Regions from separate parts of the Homo sapiens genome. Here region 1 is linked to region 2. Evidence: read pairs that join two places in POLR2A ChIA-PET (ENCODE). Cell type or tissue: CD4-positive, alpha-beta T cell. All regions are shown on one strand. Each heading gives the region's core, and the rest is flanking DNA. Links, peaks and the distances in the headings are about the cores only. Region 1 holds the start of CD40LG (CD40 ligand). Region 2 has its middle 11 kb from the start of SNORD61.

Evidence for each region. Peaks named below come from ENCODE experiments on the same cell type or tissue, not always from the same donor. Only the 100,000 strongest peaks of a DNase experiment are listed, where the experiment ranks them.
Region 1: POLR2A ChIA-PET joins it to region 2 with 6 read pairs; 7 of 35 experiments call an interaction of 5 or more read pairs at or near these places.

What each region holds. Positions count from the first base shown.
Region 1 is chrX:136,642,076-136,652,330 of GRCh38, forward strand. CD40LG (CD40 ligand) reads left to right here and starts at 6,083. Exons shown (of 5, transcript NM_000074.3): 1 at 6,083-6,329; 2 at 8,191-8,322. The coding sequence starts at 6,174. LINC00892 (long intergenic non-protein coding RNA 892) reads left to right here. Exons shown (of 3, transcript NR_038462.1): 3 at 28-354. In CD4-positive, alpha-beta T cell, for the core only: no CTCF peak of the experiment used is centred there; DNase peaks (open chromatin) are centred at 4,716 and 6,066; H3K4me3 peaks cover 2,297 bases; H3K27ac peaks cover 3,863 bases.
Region 2 is chrX:136,863,189-136,873,443 of GRCh38, forward strand. It overlaps a transcript of RBMX not described here. Among named protein-coding and RNA genes, the nearest start is that of SNORD61, 11 kb to the right of the region's middle. In CD4-positive, alpha-beta T cell, for the core only: no CTCF peak of the experiment used is centred there; no DNase peak of the experiment used is centred there.

The DNA.
Region 1 (10,255 bases), core at 2,486-7,485, 220 kb before region 2:
CTATCATCTTTTTCTTTGTATCCCCAGGGTCCAGCTCAGCACCTGGCTCACATTAGGCACTCAGTGAATGTTGATGTGAACAAATGAACTGATTCAAAGAAGTGTCTCCTGAAGTTGCTTCTTTCCAATCCAGCTAACAAATGCAGTATTCTGAATGGAGGTACCAGAGATCACGTCATCTTCAGCTTTCTGCTGCAGATCCACATGAAGAATCACACATATCCTTAATGTTAGATAGGACTTTGCATTGAACACTTTAAAATGTGAAGTCTGGCTTTGAAGAGGGTGTATAACACACATAATTTACTGTGCATCAGTCTCACTAATGGAAAATAAACAATAACCCATAAATCATCTTTCTTCAAGTGTAATGTGTTTAGGTTAAAAGTTGATTGGTCAGTGTTAAAATATATGTAAATTTTAGCCTTCCAGATCCCATGAAAATGTCTGAAAAAAAACTTTTAAAAATGAGTAGTACAAGGTTATTTGTTACAGCATTTAAAAATATCATATGATTGGAAACAACCTAAATGTTCATCAATAGGGGACTAGTTAAATAATTTATGGTACATCATCATTCATGTAATGGGACACTATGAAGTTGTAAAAAAACAGAGAATAAGGAAGTGTTTTGCTGACATAGAACAATCTCCAAGACACATTGTTAAGATGTAGAACAATGTGTTATATACTGCTGGGTGTTAAAAGGCTGAAAGGGAATATCTATGTATTTGCTTGAATGTGCATAAAAGCATCCCAGGAAGATACATAAGAAACTGACAACACTGTTTAACCATGGAAGACTGAAAGGAAGAGATGGGAAAAAGACTGCATTACATACTCTTTCATACTCTTTCATTTACATTTTAGACCATGTGAATGTATTATTTAGTCAAAAATAAATATAAAAAGGAAGAAACCACAACAACCATAGGAAATAAGAAAAGGTGACATCAATGTGACATAAATTTTGAGAGATAGCAACAAGCAAGAAAGGCCATGAATTTGGACTAACAGACAGATCAGAGCAGTAAACATTGCAATTCAATAAGTTGTAAGAGTATGCTTTCCCAAAGAAGCATTAATCACAGAGTCAATGAATGTGAGGAGCAGGGGTGGGCTATGAGGCAATCATTGAAGAGCGGCAGCGGAAACAGCTGGGAAAAGTGGCCCTCTCCCTCTCTCTCCTTTCCCCCAGTGGACCATTTGTTAGCAGCAGCATTTGGCCTTGGCCCTCAGTCTAAAGTTACCTAGAGAGGGCTCTAGGAAGGGTGCTGAGACCTCCACAACAGATAGGAGGACAAAACCAAAAGGAAAACCAATATTAGTCAAGAGTGAAACCTTCTACAAGGCTCCACCCCCAGAGAAAAGCCCTCCTTACTTCATCAGTTGTGGGGGTCCCTGGTCTTCCTGCCTCTCCACCCACATAACCTAAAGGGAAGCCTGACTGTTGACATTTCCTACCCACTTAAACAGAACCCACAGTCAGCCCTCCCATTCCGGAGAGAGGTTTGTGGGGAAAACAGATAGATCAACACAATTGCAGAGGAAACTCATGCCATCTACCCATAATAACCAACACGGGTTTTCATTCATAAATAAATAAATGGCCAAGCATTTGAGAAAAACTAGCAACATAATGAAAAGGACCAAAATAAACAAATGGAACTGACCCAGAGGAAAGAGGGAGAATTAAGGGAATTGAAGAAAATGTAAATATATTCTGACATGTATTGCTAGAAAAGCTAGCCAAGCGCTATTCTCCCAGGTTAGAATATTTTACAACTTCCCCTTCTATCTCTTTAAAATAATATTTAGTAATTTGGCAAACATTTACTAACTCCTTACAATGTGTCAGGAACCAAAATTTCTGGGTTTTTTTGTTTGTTTGTTTGTTTTAATTATCTTTTTCCTCTAATAGCTAATGGTAGAAAAATCAGACAAGTCCATTATGATATGATGTGGCAAATGCTATGATAGATTAAGCACAGAAGAGGTAGGGCACAGTGGCTCACGCCTGTGTAATCCCAGCACTTTGGGAGGCCAAGGCATGTGGATCACCTGAGGTCAGGAGTTCAAGACCAGCCTGGCCAACTTGGTGAAACCCCGTCTCTACTAAATTTACAAATATTAGCCAGGCAGAGTGGTGCACGCCTGTAATCCCAGCTACTCAAGAGGCTGAGGCTGGAGAATCACTTGAACCCGGGAGGTGGAGGTTGTAGTGAGCCAAGATTATGACACTGCACTCCAGCCTGGGTGACAAAGCCAGACTCCTTCTCAACAACAACAACAACAAAAAGATTAAGTACAGAAGAGAGCACCTTGTCAGCTGGAACAGAATATTTCACTTAAACATTAATAGATAGCCGGGCGCTGTGGTTCACATCTGTAATCCCAGCACTTTGGGACACCGAGGCTGGCAGATCATGAGGTCAGGAGTTTGAGACCAGCCTAGCCAATATGGTGAAACCCCGTCTCTACTAAAAAAATTTTGTAAAAATTATCCAGGCGCGGTTGCGCAAGCCTGTAGTCCCAGCTACTTGGGAGGCTGAGGCAGGAGAATCGTTTGAACCTGGGAGATGGAGGTTTCAGTGAGCTGAGATCGTGCCATTGCACTCCAGTCTGGGCGACAGAGTGAGACTTTGTCTCAAACAAACAAACAAACAAACAAAAAACATTAATAGATAAGACAGGAGAGAATTAGCCTTGGCACACAAATAACATGAATAAGCACAGCACATTTCAGGAAATAAAACTAGCTTAAAATGTTTGAGACCTAATGAGTCGTAGACGATGAGGAGAGAAATGTGGGCAGGGGTCAACTCATCTGCCATGTTAAGAATCGAGACCCTTTCCTCTAGTCTAGAGCTTTTCAGGTATATTCAGGGAAAAGAACCCTTAGGAGGCCCTTCATACAACAAACAAAATACTGTTATATTTAACTCTTTCATATGTACTGGAAATGATTTTCCAAGCAGAAATTATGACTGTGTTCTGGGTTATCAATATAAAATCACAACCACAGGCATATTCACATCAAAAACAAACTGTTGAAGTATGATCCATTGTTTTTCTTATTTTTCCCTTGATATTTGCTACAAATCAATCACTAGCTAGCAGAAAAGTAGTAGTAGAAAAGGGTGACCAATATTTAAGAAAATTCTGTGTAAAAATAACTGAAAAATGAGACTTCAATCCATTAACTTAATTCTTTCTGTAAACTTAGAAAAAGATGGTCAATATTTGATTTTGGCTATAGACACTTGCATGCACTCCTATACATGTATACATTTCTTGGAAACTAAGTTTGATAATCATTTTTGGACGTGTTAGGCAGCTGAAGATATTAAAACGGAGCCAACTCCCTGTTAGGGAGAGACAGGCATGAGAGGTTCTGAGACAAAGAACTTCTGATGCAGAATCAGAAATCAAAAAAACAGCCCAAATGAGGAAGCTGGAAAGGTAGCCAATTGTGGCATTATGGTAGAGGACCAGGCAGAAGGATGAGAGAAAGAGAAGGCTTCAACAATTGAGGTACAAGCAGGGCATTCTGGAGTCAGTTGCTGTCAGTGTGAAAGATGGATGGGGTGGGACAGAAAGAGAAACAGGGAGATAAGTTAGGATGGTACAATTCAGTAATCTACAAAGGAGAGGATATATGGGCCTGGAATAGGATGATGGCAGGGGCCATGGAGAGAAGTGGTGGCAACCAAGGTTTTTGGAGGAAGAAGCCACTGGGATTGGGGCAATCTGGGGCAAGAGAGAGTGAAAAATCATGAATGGATCCCAGATCTCTGACTTGGGCAATTAAGTGGGTGGTGGGACCATTCACAGAGATACGGAGAATCTTAAGGGAGAACAGGTCTGGATTGGAATTAGAGTGGTGAGATAAATTAATTTTAGAGCATACCAAATGTAAGATGGCTTTGGGATATCCAAGTAGAGATTTTCAGAGGTAGCTGTGCTTACAACTCTGAAGTTCAGGACTTCAGTTATAGATTTGAGATTTATCACAATGAAGGTGAGATTGAAACCCATGAAAGTTCATGAAACCCATGAATCACCCAATGAAACCATGGAGAACAAGAAGAGAGGGGAGGAGAGGAGAAGGGAGAAGGAAAGGAAATAGAGAGAAGGAATACCAAAGTTTTAAGGGATACAAAGAGGAAAGAAGATAACATGAAGAAGGATTCTGAGAGGCAGAAGCCCTTAAGAATAGGGTGATATAGAATTCAAGTGGGGAGAGCATTCAGGAAGATGACAACAGGATAATAGGTCAACAGAGTAATAGAGAGGTCGCTAAAAATAAACTCTAAGAAGTATTCAGCCAAAACTATTATTGAGCTAATAATGGTGGGATCAATTTCAGGGGAATATTGTGGGCAGAAGTCAGACTGTAGGAGGCTGGGGATCAAGAAGTTGAGGCAAGGAGGTTGGACAACAACTGTTTTTTCAAGTTGGTCACGTGAACAAATCTGTGACCTTCAGCCTCCCCTCCCTCGGGTCTTGGCTGAGCTGATTGCAGGGCCCCTGCAGCTCTGGCACTCTCAAGTTGTATAAAACTGACAGTGCAGAAGTCCTTGAGCCCATTTTGGCTCTCATGATAATTTTCCTTCAGTGGAACTAAGGTTACTTGTCTAAGAACCAAAGCCTCTGACTTGACTGATCAAAGTTCATCACGTGCATCGAAGCCACCTACTTGGCAGATGTAGTGAAAAGCTACATAGATCTGGGCCCAGGACAGGATGCTGGGGCGTGGGAGGGGAAGAAAGCAGGTGCTAACTATATAGATAGCATGCCTATCAGAGCAGTTTTTACGTTTCCTATTTGTCTCTCAAAACAATTTTATAGGAATCATCAAAGCAATTTTATCATGGTTTCTAGACCAGGTTTGGATGTGAGGTAGGGATTTCCACAGCTGCTTTTAGTTTGAAGGAAATCTGATAAGATGATGCAAAAGCCCTTCAGAAATGTGTAATCCTACACACTTCAGTGATTCAATTCATTGTCAAAACTTAAGGTGTTTTTAATATTGTTATTGTTCATTTGGTTTTTACCAACATGTAAGGAGTTGGCAATTATTTGTTAAACTCATGTCTTAGGCTAAATAAATTCCAAAAAATTCAGGATGAGAATTGTTTATTGCTTAACGTGTTTCAAATTTCTTCCATGCACATCTTTATTAGATCTTCACAGCAACCTACAGGATAAGCAAGACAGGTGCAAGTGCCTCCTTTGGGTATGAGGAAACTGAGGTCTAAAGAGATGAAGTGATTTGCCCAAGGCTCATAGCAATTTATTGGTAGAGCAAAGACTAGAATTCAGATCTCTTAACTGCAGCCTATTTTCCCTATTCTGAACTGTTACATCAGCATCAACAATTATCTAATGGATTGGAACAGTGTACACAGGCAGCTTAGCTACGTCAAGTCACGATTTTTACTTTAACTTCAATTCCAGAGTCTTGGCCTGATTTCCCTCAAGACCCTACTTATCTTTGCCTTTGCAAAATTTATTTTTCTTGCATTATCTTTCCAGCTAAATTTTATTTAATAACCATCAGCATGCTTTTTTTGCTTTATGCCATGTAGACTTGACCTGAAAACCTGCCAGGCTTTCATTGAGTTTAGTGATTAAAGAAGTAAAGTTCTGAGAAGCAATTAGTTGATGGGACACCAGTCATAAAATCAATCCAAACTTTTGTTGACATGTGTTTCTTTCTCCATATACCAGGTTCCCGCTTCGTATTAGTAAGATTGAAATTGAAATAAGTCTATTGCTGGTGGATGAATTTGTCACTTTCCTTGAAACTGGTGAACCCAAAAAGTTAGACAGTGATAGGAAAATACTGCCATTGTCTGTTAAGAAGTCTATGACATTTCAAGGCAAGAATGAATATATGGAAGAAGAAACTTGTTTCTTCTTTACTTACAAAAAGGAAAGCCTGGAAGTGAATGATATGGGTATAATTAAAAAAAAAAAAAAAAACAAAAAACCTTTACGTAACGTTTTTGCTGGGAGAGAAGACTACGAAGCACATTTTCCAGGAAGTGTGGGCTGCAACGATTGTGCGCTCTTAACTAATCCTGAGTAAGGTGGCCACTTTGACAGTCTTCTCATGCTGCCTCTGCCACCTTCTCTGCCAGAAGATACCATTTCAACTTTAACACAGCATGATCGAAACATACAACCAAACTTCTCCCCGATCTGCGGCCACTGGACTGCCCATCAGCATGAAAATTTTTATGTATTTACTTACTGTTTTTCTTATCACCCAGATGATTGGGTCAGCACTTTTTGCTGTGTATCTTCATAGAAGGTTGGACAAGGTAAGATGAACCACAAGCCTTTATTAACTAAATTTGGGGTCCTTACTAATTCATAGGTTGGTTCTACCCAAATGATGGATGATGGTAGAAACCAAATAGAAGAATGGTCTTGTGGCATAATGTTTGTTGCCTAGTCAATGAAGTCTCATATTCTTGTCTCTGGTTAGGATCTTGGGATCTGGAGTCAGACTGCCTGGGTTCAAATCTTGGCTCTGCCCATACCATCTCTGTTATCCTGGGGCAAGTGCCTCAGTTTCCACATCTGAGAAATGGGGATGGTATTGGTGTCCATTTCATAGATTAAGTGAGTTTAGCCTTGTAAAAAGCTTAGGAGGGGGTCTGATACATAGTAAGCACTATGTACGCACTAGCTATAATTATTTGCTAAAGTTCTGCTTTAAAAGTAAGCTATTTTTTTATGGAGACAGCTTTTTTCTTTTAAATTTCCAGCTAGGCAAGAAGAGCGTCAATTTGATCTAAAATTTCATAATGCTTCAGATTAACATAGACATGGATAAGTCCCAGAATTTGCAGTCTTTTAGTAAAAGTAGCATTTTCTGTGTAATTCTTCACAAGCACTGATTGTAGTTGCAGGATGCTCAGTCTCCCTCTGAGATGTTTTACATTTTTAAATGGTTAGACTTGCAGGAACAAAAGAGCAGAGTAACTTAGTAGGCTGTTTTGCATTCTTAGGAAAAGAAAACCATCAGGACTTATTTTGTTTTCATGTATTTTTTCACTTCCACTGAGGAGTATAATTGGCTGGTGTTGACAAAATACCAATCATAGATGTAAAGGAGAAAGTTGATTAGTTTTCTGGCTGTTCCTAAAATTCTGGATGCAGGAACTGTGGCTAGAAAGCATCTGGATGATTGCACTTTATCAGGGATACTTGAGTGTCCTCTCTTAGGATCTGGACCTAGAATTAATGTCATGAGATTTTTCTAACAGGATAAGGTGAGGTAGTGAGGGCTGAAGTCATCCACTGGGTTATCCAAATATTAGGTTTCACTGCTGACAAAAGAGGGGGCTTCTGGTCTGGTTGGTTATTTGTGTTTGGCCTGATGTGCTCTGTCAATCAAATGTATGGACATAGGCCTAGCTTCTAAAGGGGCAATAGTGACCTCAGTGGACTGATATTTACCGTACTATTTACATGTGCTCTTAATTACAGCAGAAGCTGCCAGCTAACTGAATCTTGTTTTGAATCTAAAAAATCTACTCTTAAAGCAAGAAAATGGTATAAAATTAGTTGATAATGCAAGTGAATTCTGTACATTTAATTATTCTAAGACATTGGAAAATAAAATATCTTGTTACTTTGAGGATAAAAGATGATTTCTTTAAAAATGCAAATGTTTTCTACAAATACTAAAGTTAAAAGGGAGAGAGATGTAATTAGAACTCGTTAACTGACACATTGCAAATTAACTTCTTTTTATAAAGCACTGCATCACAAACACTAAAATGAAGTGGGCAAATTAGCTCTGCAGAAAACTATTTTCTAGGCTGATGTTTATAATGACCAATCATTACTGAAGCAATGAGAAATGTGACAATTACAGAATATTGCTGCTATAGTATGTTGAAAAAATATGCATTTTGTAGTGAACATTTAGTAGAATAGCTCTGATTTCTACCTGGAGTTTCTGATAACATGACATCTTAATTGCTGTCTTTTATAGATTTTTAAACTGCAAATACAAAATAGCAATCAGCCAATATAATAACTTATTATTCTCCATTTATGCCTGAAAGTCCTCCTCTTGTTGATGCCGTGGAAATGAATGTAGAGGCAGATATCATTAGCTGTATTCTCCTTCCGAATGACATTTATCATATCCTTGTTATTCCAAAATAGATAGAAGATGAAAGGAATCTTCATGAAGATTTTGTATTCATGAAAACGATACAGAGATGCAACACAGGAGAAAGATCCTTATCCTTACTGAACTGTGAGGAGATTAAAAGCCAGTTTGAAGGCTTTGTGAAGGTAAGCAGCTTAATTACTGGTAAAAGTGTCATTGAAATATTTTACTACATTTGCTAGATCGGGAAACTGACAATGCCAATGTTTAAAGATTGGTTATAGACACAGACACACAGACACACACACACATATATATGCATGCAGATATACACACATACATGGGTGTGTGTGTGGGGGTTAAAAAAAAAAAACACAAAGACACTCTCTGGGGAAAATACACCCTTAGGGGCACAGTCACACATATTTGTCAGCTTACATATGCAGCTACCACTAGGCAAAATGATGAAGTCCACCAAGCTTGGTTTTTGCATTGCTGTGTCTCCCCATCCAAACCTTGATGCTCTCGCACTGGGGACCCAGAGTCTGATCCCCATTTCCCAGGGAAGCAATAGCCGTCAACAGCTGCCGTGGCAGCAGGCCACAAGTGAAGGGACACCTGAAGACTGGTAACAGTCTCTGGTGCTTCTCTGATGATGGAATTTTAGGTGTCCTGACAGTGAGATCTTTCCCTTTTACTGGGGAGAGAGGTGCAGGGAATAAGTAATAGACATTCTCAGTGTCGCTCAAACCAGACTCCATATAATATCACTTGCTCATGAAGCCCGCCCACTCTATGGCCGGTCATGACCAGAGGCACAGAGGGTTCAAAGCCTTTTAGCCCACCAGGCTGGTAGCTAGCATGAAGTCACTGCAGTGACTGTGGCTTATAACAGATACCTAAAACAAGAATTTTTAGAACCTTTACATTAATTCCATCATCACAGACATAGGGTCTAGGGGCTCTTTCTCCTGAGGCAGAACATCAAGAGTTCTTTCTGCCTATGTCCCTTTCAGAACACTGAGTCAAATACCCTTGGGCCTCGGCTCACTTAGGGGTCATTTCTAGGAGGCAGCACTCCACATTGAGGACAGTTCTGGGCCAGGTGGGTGGGTATCTGGGTAAACCAACAGGAATTAGTTCTCACATATAGATGATGTGTAATTTAATGCAGGCGTAAAAGGGTTAAGATCTTATTTCTGATCTTATTTCTGCCCTCCTGTACTGTCACCGAGGTGCCATTTAATTCATTAGTGAAGACTCTAACAGCTTATTCCTGAGTCACCTACGGAGAACAGAATGTGGCTCAAATCCGCTGCTTGCTTTCAGGTTCTTTACACTAATCTAGGCTTTAGATGAAACTCCTAAACCCTTTCTTTGCAAGACTGGCCAGCTAGGAAAATGATTTGAGTTTCTTCGGTTCTTCGAGGATTTGGGCCAGTATTACAGAGTATTGGAAGATGTTACCAGTTTAAATGTGAATAAAGGCACTTTCAAAACAATGGCTAATAATCCAAATAACAGACTGAATGTGCTTGGCTATGTGACTTTGGGTAAATAACTTCACCTTTCTGGGCCTCAGTTTTGTCATCTATAACATGAGAAGACAGATTATCTGTAAGGGCACTATCAGCTCTGACATTCTACAATTATGTGATAAGCCTTCAGTTCCCTCCAATGGCAGTGAGAGTGGCTTGTCAGTCCCCCTCGTTTCTTACGGAGACTTTTACGGTTGAATTGTCAATTCCTCACGTCATTATTTCAGGTTGGCTATGTATGTAAAGCTCCCAAAATCAGCTACCGAGGATAGGAGTAAAGAAAACAGTCAGTTTGGCCTCCCTGCTTATGCTTGTATGAAAAAAGTGACAGCTCCAAAGTTTCATATTCTTAAAAGGCAGATCTTCTCAGGCATGTCAGCCAGGGCCCCAGGGATCTCCTCCTTACATGCAACTAAGGAGGCTCCTTGTCTCTACTGCAGCAGGTGTGGAACCCTAGTCAACACCACCTATACCTAGGATTACGTACAATGAGTAGATACAAAGTCCTCCAGCTACCCAATCCTCCCCCAATGACGGATCCCCTTTCCAATACGCTTTCCCCCAAATTTCTCACCCTAAA
Region 2 (10,255 bases), core at 5,044-10,043:
ACCATAGCACAGGGGTTCACCAACAAACAGCACCCACAGTGAAGCACAGTAAAAAAGCCCTCAGAGATTACAAACATGTTAATCCCCTCTCTTCTTATAATCATGAACACAGAGCCAAAACTTTCCAATTATTTGAGGAAAGCCCCTAGTAAGAAGTTTGAAGTAGAAAAAAACAGCAATAGTAACTTCAAAGGAAAAAAATCCACTCTGCAGGAAGAAAACTTTAGGACTTTAAAAAATTAGTATCCTTAGAGAGCTTACTATAAAACTACAGTAATCAGGCCAGGCACAGTGGCTCACGCCTGTAATCCCAGTACTTTAGGAAGCCAAGGCTGGTGGATCACCTGAGGTCAGGAGTTTGAGACCAGCCTGGCCAACATGATGAAACTCCATCTCTACTAAAAATACAAAAAGTAGCCAGGCGTGGTGGTGGGTGCCTGTAATCCCAGCTACTCGGGAGGCTGAGGCAGGAGAATCACTTGAATCAGGGAGATGGAGGTTGCAGTGAGCCGAGATCATGCCATTGCACTCCAGCCTGGGGTGACAAGAGCAAAACTGTGTCTAAAAAAAAAAAACACCCTACAGTAATCAAGGTAAGGATAGACATAGACATTACCGATCAATTTTTTTAAGTACAGTAACGGACCCAGGTATGTATGTTTCCTATTAAGATACTGAAGTACTGGAGGCTAGTCTTTTCAAAAAAAGATGCTCAAAGGCCTATCTGTATTTGAAAAAATCAATTTCAACACCTACCTCATACCCAAAAAAATTCAAAATGGATTACAGACATAATATAAAAGTTAAAACCACAAAACTTGTCCAGGCATGGTGTCTCATGTATGTAATCTTAGCACTTTGGGAGGCCTAGGCACGTGGATCCCTTGAGCTCAGGAGTTGAAGGCCAGCCTGAGCAACATGGTGAAACCTTGTCATGAGGTTTTGAGACCCAGTCACAAAAAAACTTACAAAACTTCTAGAAGACAGGAAAAAATATTTATGACCAGGCAGTAGGCAATTTTGTTAGGTCACAGAAACCAAGAACCATTTTTGTTAAATTAGATTTCATTTGCTCATTGAAAAAAATAAAAAATAGGCAAGGCAGACTGGGAGAAGATATTCGTAACATATCTGACAATTTGTATCCAGAACAAATAAATAAATTCTGTAACATTTAAAAAGCAGGCAACCCAATTTTTAAGACAGACAAAAGTCTTAGACACTTTGTGAAAGTAGTTATACACACGGCTAATTAAGCACGTGAGAAACTGCCCATCAGCCTGGCCAACATGGCGAAATCCCATCTCTACTAAAAATACAAAAATTGCCGGGCGAGGTGGCTCACGCCTGTAATCCCAGCACTTTGGGAGGCCGAGGTGGGTGGATCACAAGGTCAGGAGTTCAAGGCCATGCTGACCAACATGGTGAAACCCCATCTCTACTAAAAATACAAAAATTAGCTGAGCGTGGTGGCGCATACCTGTAATCCCAGCTACTCAGTAGGCTGAGACAGGAGAATCCCTTGAACCCAGGAGGCAGAGGTTGCAGTGAGCTGACAGCATGCCACTGCACTCCAGCCTGGACGACAGAACAAGACTCCATCTCAAAAAAAAAAAAAAAAAAAAAAAAAGCAAAAATACAAAAATTAGCCCGGCATATGGACTGGGCACGGGGGCTCACGCCTATAATCCCAGCACTTTGGGAGGCCAAGGTGGGTGGATCACAAGGTCAGGAGATCAAGACCATCCTGGCTAACATGGTGAAACCCCATCTCTACTAAAAATACAAAAAATTAGCCGAGCGTTGTGGCGGGCGCCTGTAGTCCCAGCTACTCAGGAGGCTGAGGCAGGAGAACGGCGTGAACCCAGGAGGCGGAGCTTGCAGTGAGCGGAGATCGTGCCACTGCACTCCAGCCTAGGCGACAGAGCGAGACTCAGTCTCTAAATAAATAAAGTAATTAAATTAAATTAGTCCAGCATAGTGGTGGACGCCTGTAATCCCAGCTACTCGGGAGGCTGCAGCAGAACTGCTTGAACCCAGGAGGTGAAGTTTGCAGTGAGCCGAGATTGCGCCACTGCACTCCAGCCTGGGTGACAGAGCGAGACCCCGTTTCAGAAAAAAAAAACACAAAACTCCCAGTATGAAGTGCAATGTGAGATACTGGAGTAGATCCTGCAATGGAGAGAAGACAGTAGAAAATATGTGAAATCTAAAGTCTTTTTTGAGACATGGTCTCACTGTCACCCAAGCTGGAGTGCAGTGGTGCCATCACGGCTCACTGCAGCCTCAACTTCCTATGCTCAGGCCATCCTCCCATCTCAGCCTCCTGACACCACACCCAGCTAATTTTTGTATTCTTTTGTAGAGGTGGGTCTTGCTATGTTCTCCAGGCTGGTCACCTGGGCTCAAGTGGTCTACCTTGGCGTCCCAAAATGCTGGGATGACAAACATGAGACATCACACCCAACCTAGTCTGGAGTTTAGTTAATGGTAATATACCAATGTTAATCTCTTAGTTGACAAATACCATAATAATGTAAGATATTAAAATTAGGGGAAATTGGGTAATGCGTATGAGAACTCTCTACTTTGCAACTTCTGAGAATTTAAAATTATCCCCAAATAAAGCCTTTTTAAAAAAGTGCTCAGCATCATTAGTCATCAGGGAAATGTGAATTAAAATCAATACTACCCCACCCACCAGAATGGTTAAAATGAAACTGATCAATAGCAGCACATGTTGTTAAGGATGTTGTGGAGGAACCAGAATTCTCATAAATTGCTAATGAGGCCGGGCACGGTGGCTCATGCCTGTAATCCTAGCACTTGGGAGGCCAAGGAGGGTGTATCACCTGTCAGTTTGAGACCAACCTGGCCAACATGGCGAAACCTCGTCTCTACTAAAAATACAAAAATTAGCTGGGTGTGGTGGTGGGTGCCTGTAATCCCAGCTACTTGGGAGACTGAGGCAGGAGAATCGTTTGAACCCAGGAGGCAGAGGTTGCAGTGAGCCAAGATCATGCCACTGCACTCCAGCCTAGGCGACAGAGAGGCCGTCTCAAAAAAAAAAAAAAAAAAAATTGCTACTGAGGGCATAAAATGGTACAACCACTCTGGGAAAACTCTGGTAGTTTCTTAAAAATTAAACATACAGCAGATCTTTTAAAAACGTCATTTTAGTGAACATCATTTTGTTGAGGAAAAAAAAAAAATCAACTCCTGGCTGGGACCACTGTGCGGAGTTAACACATCCTTCCCGTGTCTGCATTGGCTTTCTCTCTGGGTACTCCTGTTTCCTCCCATATCCCAAAGGTAAACTTGCAAGTCTGAATGGTTCCGATCTGAGTGAATGTGGGTGTGAGCATGTCCTGCAATGGGATGGTCTCCTGGCCAAGATCGGTTCCCACCTTGGCCTTGAGCTGGCTAGACAGGTTCTAGTTTCCTGAGACTCTGAACTGAAATAACTGGGTAAATAACTAGATAGCTTTTCAACTCTTCTTAAGTAACTGGGTAAAGAACTATATAGCTTTTCAACTTTTCTTAAACGTATGCACAGCTCACGTTTATTTCAATGTTTAGTATTAGATGTGTTTTGGCTTTTATTTGGCACCAGGCGCAGTGGCTCACACCTGTAATCTCAGAACTTTGGGAGGCGGAGGAAGGATTGCGAAATTCAAGCCCAGCCTGGGCAACAAAGGGAGACCCCCGCCGTCTCTTTAAAAAAAAAAAAAAAAAAAAAACGCCAGGCATGCTAGCACACGCCTGTAGTCCCAGCTACTTGGGAGGCTGAGGTGGGAGGATTGCTTGAGTCCAGGAGGTCAAGGCTGCAGTGAGTCATAATAGCACTACACTCCAGCCTGGGCAACAGAGTACAATGTCTCAAAAAAAGTTTGACACTTTTAACTACAAATATGTTGCAGGAACTTAAATTTTTTGTCAATTAGCCTACGGTAAAGCTGGTTTCATTATAAAAGTTTCCAAGAACCCTTCAAGAAATCTTCAACAATGTTAAGATTTACTGTATTATCTACCCTGTCACTTCATGAATTCCACTCGACATTTACCAAAAATAAACTGTTACGTCCAAGACTCGTACAAGAATACTCATAGCAGTATTTGTAATAGCCAAAAATTGGAACTAGCCCAGATGTCCATCAATAGTTACTTCATGCACTGCAACTCTACTCTGCAATAAAAGGAATATACATGCAACTATGTGGATGAATCTGAAAACATTCTGTAAGCAGCTAGACATAAACTACATCAACAGAATTTACATAATCAAAATTTGCAAAAAATATCTTATGATGGAAATCAGGTCAGTGTTTGTTGCTGGTGTTGGGAGGTGGTCTATTGACTGAGAAGGGGCACACACAACTTTCCGGAGCTAAGTTCTGTGTCTTGATGTGCTAAGCGTTTCTCAAGACTGATCAAACTGTACATGAGATCAGTGCATTTCACCATACTTTTTTTCAAGTACTACTCATTGCTGAGAGGATAAGCCACAAATTCACCATAAGGGCTAAACTGTTAACACCAGATACTGACAAGGCATGGAATAACTCACACATCATTGGCTAAGTGTTTCCACAGTATTACTTTGGAAAAAATGCCTAGCCATCTCTCAAAAAATGTACATCTATCCTGATTCAGCAATTCCACACCCGTTTTCATCTCAGTAATTACAAAAACAAAAGCTACTGTGAGAACATTTATAGCAACTTTATGCATGAAAGCCAAAAACCAGAAAAGGCCCAGGTTTCCATGAATGGGAAAGCATACCATACTCGGCAACATGGAACTACTGATGTATACACGGCTAAAACTCAAGTACTTTGAGATGATGGTAATTATCCATCATTGATAGAGTATACATTTCTCAGTTCATAAAACAGTACCCTTAATACTTGAGTATTTCAGATTTAAATGTTATCTTAAAAATTGATTAAAGTTGAACTAATTGATACAAAAGTTCAAGTTACTTTTCAGGAAGTATACTGACATGTGCAACATAAAGTATTGACGGGATGAGTAGAGAGATGTTTTCCTGGAACAATAGGTATAGAACTGGCTGCGCGTTGTAGCTCACACCTGTAATCCCAGCACTTTGGGAGGCCAAGGTGGGCAGATCACTTGAGTTCAGGAGGTTCAAGACCAGGCTGGCCAACATGATGACAACCCCATCTCTACTAAAACACAAAAATTAGCTGGGTGTGGTGGCGCACGCCCGTAATCCCAGCTACTTGGGAGGCTGAGGTAGGACAATCGTTTGAACCCGGGAGGCGGAGGTTGCAGCGATCCGAGATGGTGCCACTGCACTCCAGCCTGGGGGACATGGTGAGACTCCATCTCATTAATAAACCCCCCCAAAAAAACAGGTGTAGAGCTGAGATTATTTACAGAATGACAATACTTAGGGCTTTCTCTGCCATCTTAATGCTTAGCTGCATTCTTTCTCCATGTGCTGAGTTCTGTTCAACTGACTACATAACCCAAATGCAATGCCCAGTTTTAGACACAAACGAACATCAACTAGTCAGATATATACAGGACACTAGGTAAAGCAGAGAAACTGAAAACTGCAAATTCAGAAGCATATTATCACATGCATTGCTTGACCCAAAGTATTTGGAATCCACAGCCACAACTGAGTTGTTGCTGACCTGTTTTTCCCCAAGAGGTAAGCAGGAATTACATAAAAGCACTACAGTTGACTCCTGGTTTATTTAGCCTCTGCTTCTTAGGTGTGTGATTGTGCTTCCATTTAACTTTTAGGGTGAGGACTGAATGAAGTCATCTACATTCCCCCTGAAGCTCACTCTCAATAAAGGAGGCCTAGTCACAAAAACAGCCTCAATGACTCTGGACATTCCCATGCAAAACTGATTAAGTGCCATCAATGCAACAGAGGTAGTGTTTGGGGGAGGGGGACATGGGAAAAACATTTAAAAACATAAACCCCTAATTTCTAAGTAAAGAAGAGCCCCTTGCCACAAAAAAAGATGCCATGTTAAAGTTTTATTAAGTTTCAATACAAAACATTCCAAAAAGTGAAAAGTGATCTATAATACCCAAGTTCTATGTTCAACTACCAGTTAAACAAGGAAAACATTTTCTGTATCATTCTGTTTTACAACCAGTATAAACCCAGAAGAATCAAGATCTGATTCCTTTTCCACACATCTGCTAGGTCAGTAAACTATCAAACAGGTATCTGGTCATTTTAACATACTCCTTATATTCCTATTTGGTACAATCTCTATATCCTATACTATCTTCAAGATATCTAAATATCTTAAATATTTAGGGTATCTCAAGAGCCAGAAGGTCCTCACAGAAGCGTTAACCCAAGTAATCGTAAGAGTATAGAAAGATTGGGCTAAGACAACTATGGAGTGCAAAAACCACATAAATTTGGTCATTACCCTTGTGGTCTGTGATTAGTAGTAGGTTGTCAAATGAGAGTTAAAAATGTTGTATTATCCCTAGTTGCAAATGTTCCAAATAAGACAGTGCCATAACTACACGACAAAAACAAAAAAAAAATCATATAAGTTGGGTTAGTTCCTCTAATCCAACAACTCAAGTCTGTTTCCTTTGAGAACATTATACTATTGGCTCTAGTCTCCAAACCAATAAAAAACTAAAACTTGTTTCCAAGACTGGGAGGTAAAGTAGGCTTATAAAACAATACAGCAAAAGAAAGCCAAGTGGCCTAATTGTTTCCAGTGTGCTTGCCATCTTAGCATGGTTACTTTCCAGATGTCACTCATAAGTTTTATTCTACAACTAAACTGTTTGTGGATAAGCCACCACCAAAAAATGTTTCACTTACTGACAGACACTTCACTAGATACAGCTACCACTTATATCCATCATTTTTATAATTCAACTTAAGTTCTAAATTGAAGAGTTGTCCCCATGACTTTAGCTAAACAAAATGAAAGCCAAAGCTGTAAAATCTATGTGAAGAACCACAAGAACTTCCTGACTACCTCCACTTACCAATTTCCTTAATTACTTCCCCTTTTCCATTTGGTCAATTACTTGCTTTAAGTAACTACCAGTCACTCCCTAGTTATGAGTGTTAATCAACACTGATGCCTTCCTCAGATCCACAGGAACCCCTGAAGGCAAAATCTATTGCCTGCACCAAACCAATTCTGACAGCACTGCTTATGCAACTGTAGTGACTTATTGACAATCAGCCGCCTTCTGCTTCAACAACTCTGTAAAATGAAAAACATGGGATCCTGTTACATAGTATTTGTTTTACTGTAAAGTACTTCCCCCCAAACTATCATTTAAATATATACTTTTTTGTTGCTTTAGCTGAAAATAAAAGTAACTGCTTTAAAAAGCAAGCAGGCGCAGTGGCTCACGCTTGTAATCCCAACACTGGGAGGCCGAGACAGGCAGATCACTCAAGGTCAGGAGTTTGAGACCAGCCTGGCCAACACAGTGAAACCCTGTCTCTACAAAAAGTACAAAGATTAGCCGGGCACGGTGGTGCACACCCGTAGTCCCAGCTACTTGGGGAGTCTGAGGCAGGAGAATCGCTTGAACCTGAGAGGCAGTGAGTTGAGAAGCCATCTCAAAAAAAAAAAAAGAAAAAGAAAAAAAGAAAAAAAAAGAAAGCCGCATGCAGTGGCTCACGTCTATAATCTCAGCACATTGGGAGGTCGAGGCGGGCGGATCACCTGAGGTTAGGGGTTCAAGACCAGCCTGGCCAACAGTGAAACCCTGTCTACTAAAAATACAAATAATAATAATAATAATAACCGACATAGTGGCAGGCACCTGTAATCCCAGCTACTTGGAAAGCTGAGGCAGGAAAATCACTTGAACCTGGGAAGCAGAGGTTGCAGTGAGCTGAGATCACACCATTGCACTCTAGCCTGGGCAACAAGTGCAAAACTGTCTCAGAAGAGAAGAAAAAAAAAAAACCACGCAAGCTTAAAAAATCAACCATAGGCGGCCAGGTGCGGTGGCTCATGCCTATAATCCCAGCACTTTGGGAGGCGAGGCAGGCAGATCACAAGGTCAGGAGATCGAGACCATCCTAACACAGTAAAACCCCATCTCTACTAAAAATACAAAAAATCAGCCGGGCGTGGCAGTGTGCACCTGTAGTCCCAGCTACTGGGGGAGGCTGAGGCACAGGAGAATGGCGTGAACCCGGGAGGCAGAGCTTGCAGTGAGCCGAGATCGCGCCACTGCACTCCAGCCTGGGCAACAGAGCAAGACTCCGTCTCAAAAAAAAAAAAAAAAAGGTAATATTGAAATTACATACTATGTCGTCATTATGTCAATGTCAATAAAATTATGTTAAACAGGGAGCTTGCAGCCACAGTTGCATCATTAACTCCACATTTAGTCAATTTGTATTGTAGCTATGCAAATGAGCAAGCACTAACTAGTAACAACGAAAGTATATCCTTTTACAAAATGCACTGAGCAAATTTTTTTTTTCCTCTTCTTGAGACAGGGTCTTGCTGTTGCCCAGGCTGGAGTGCAATGGCGTGATCTCGGCTCACTGCAACCTCTGCCTCCTGGGTTCAAGCAATTCTGCCTCAGCCTCCCCAGTAGCTGGGATTACAGGCGCACACCACCACGCCCGGTGTTTTTTTTTTTTTTTTTTTTTCTAGTACAGATGAGGTTTCACCATGTTTGCCAGACTGGTCTCGAACTCCTGACCTCATGGTCTGCCCGCCTTGGCCTCCCAAAGTCCTGGGATTAAAGGCACGAGCCATGGTGCCCAGCTGAGCAAACTTCTTACGTGTGTACTTCCTTGTTGAGAATGCTTGCATATGAAGAGCTATAAGCAAGCTTTATGGGTTCAAAAATAGCTAAGAATAATCTCATGAATGAGCCAGACTCACGGAAATGTAACCTCACTCTAAATTCACAATGAATGTGTCAGGCACTACACATTAAAGCACTTAACTTCATCAATTCCAAGCAGCGTTTTCTTTTACAGATGAAGTGAGGACCACAATAACTTGCCAATGTCACAGCTAAACTAAATGGTAGTTACACAACATTTAAACCTTCAAAGGCCATTGCTTTCAACACTTACCTTAGCATTTCTTACTGCCAGCTTTATCTACTGTGAATCAATCAGCACTCCACGACCATAATGAGCAAAATCACCAACCTGCAAAAGTTAAATAAATGAAAACTAGTTATCTCTCTTAAGGAAATTCTTTTAAAACTTGCCTATTACTGCCCTCTTTTCCAGAAAGAAAAGGCAAGTTCAGACTTGCAGCTTAATATATTTCATGTTCTACTATTTGTCTTAAGTGGTGGAAGATTCACTGGCTCGGGATGGACTGGAATGGCTTAAATTGTTAAGTTGCATGGCTTATGGATTGTCATTCTGTTCCAATGGTGCACTGCCACGTTAAATCCATAAGTTGAACGAACAAAACTTATTTGAAGGAATAAGTGCAGTATAAGGATTTTTAGTTGGAGGTCTTCAAGTTTACTATATTCAAGAGCATCTTTTTCAACTTCATGGCTGGACCTGGGTCATGCTGCCTCAGGTTTTGCTTTTTAAAGACCACTTGCAATAGATTTTCTCCATACAGTGTAGTTTCATAGAACTAAAAACAAGTCAGGCATCCAACTAAATGTCAAGTTTGCAATGGCTTACAGGGGTAAAAAGGGGGACCCCAAACTTAAGCCATTTCCTATATTGACTAAAAGACTAATTTGAAAAAAATGTTAAAAACATACGAAGCATGTTTAAAGGTCTTCATCAAAAATGGACTTTGAAAAAAATACCCCCTCCCAAGCCCCAGATCGCCATTGGTAAACAACAGCTCTATTAATAAAGCCTTTAAGTGTCACACATGCTTTAAAAAAAAAAAAAAAAAATCCAAGTGTTGAATTTGGAGGACTTCTAATACGCTATTGAATATTTCTTTTTTCCAAAAGTTTTTTTTAATCTAGAAGGCATTTCCATTGCCTTGAGGTACAGTATGTTTCACTGTACTATGAGGAAGGTAAGTGTTCAATTTCGACTTAGACGGAAAAACTAGTTTGCTTTGCTTACCATCTTTGCTGTTTCACAGGCATTTGATGCTTTAAATCTGATGTGGAATGCTGATAGATTCACTTTTTAGAAGTCATAAGCCTTTAGGAAGTTGGAGATAACTTCATTGCTTATCTATTTTCTCCTTTGCAATCAAGCTGTTCCTTTAAAAGTGAGACACTACAGAGTTGCAAAAATTTGAAACAGTAAGAGCAAGCA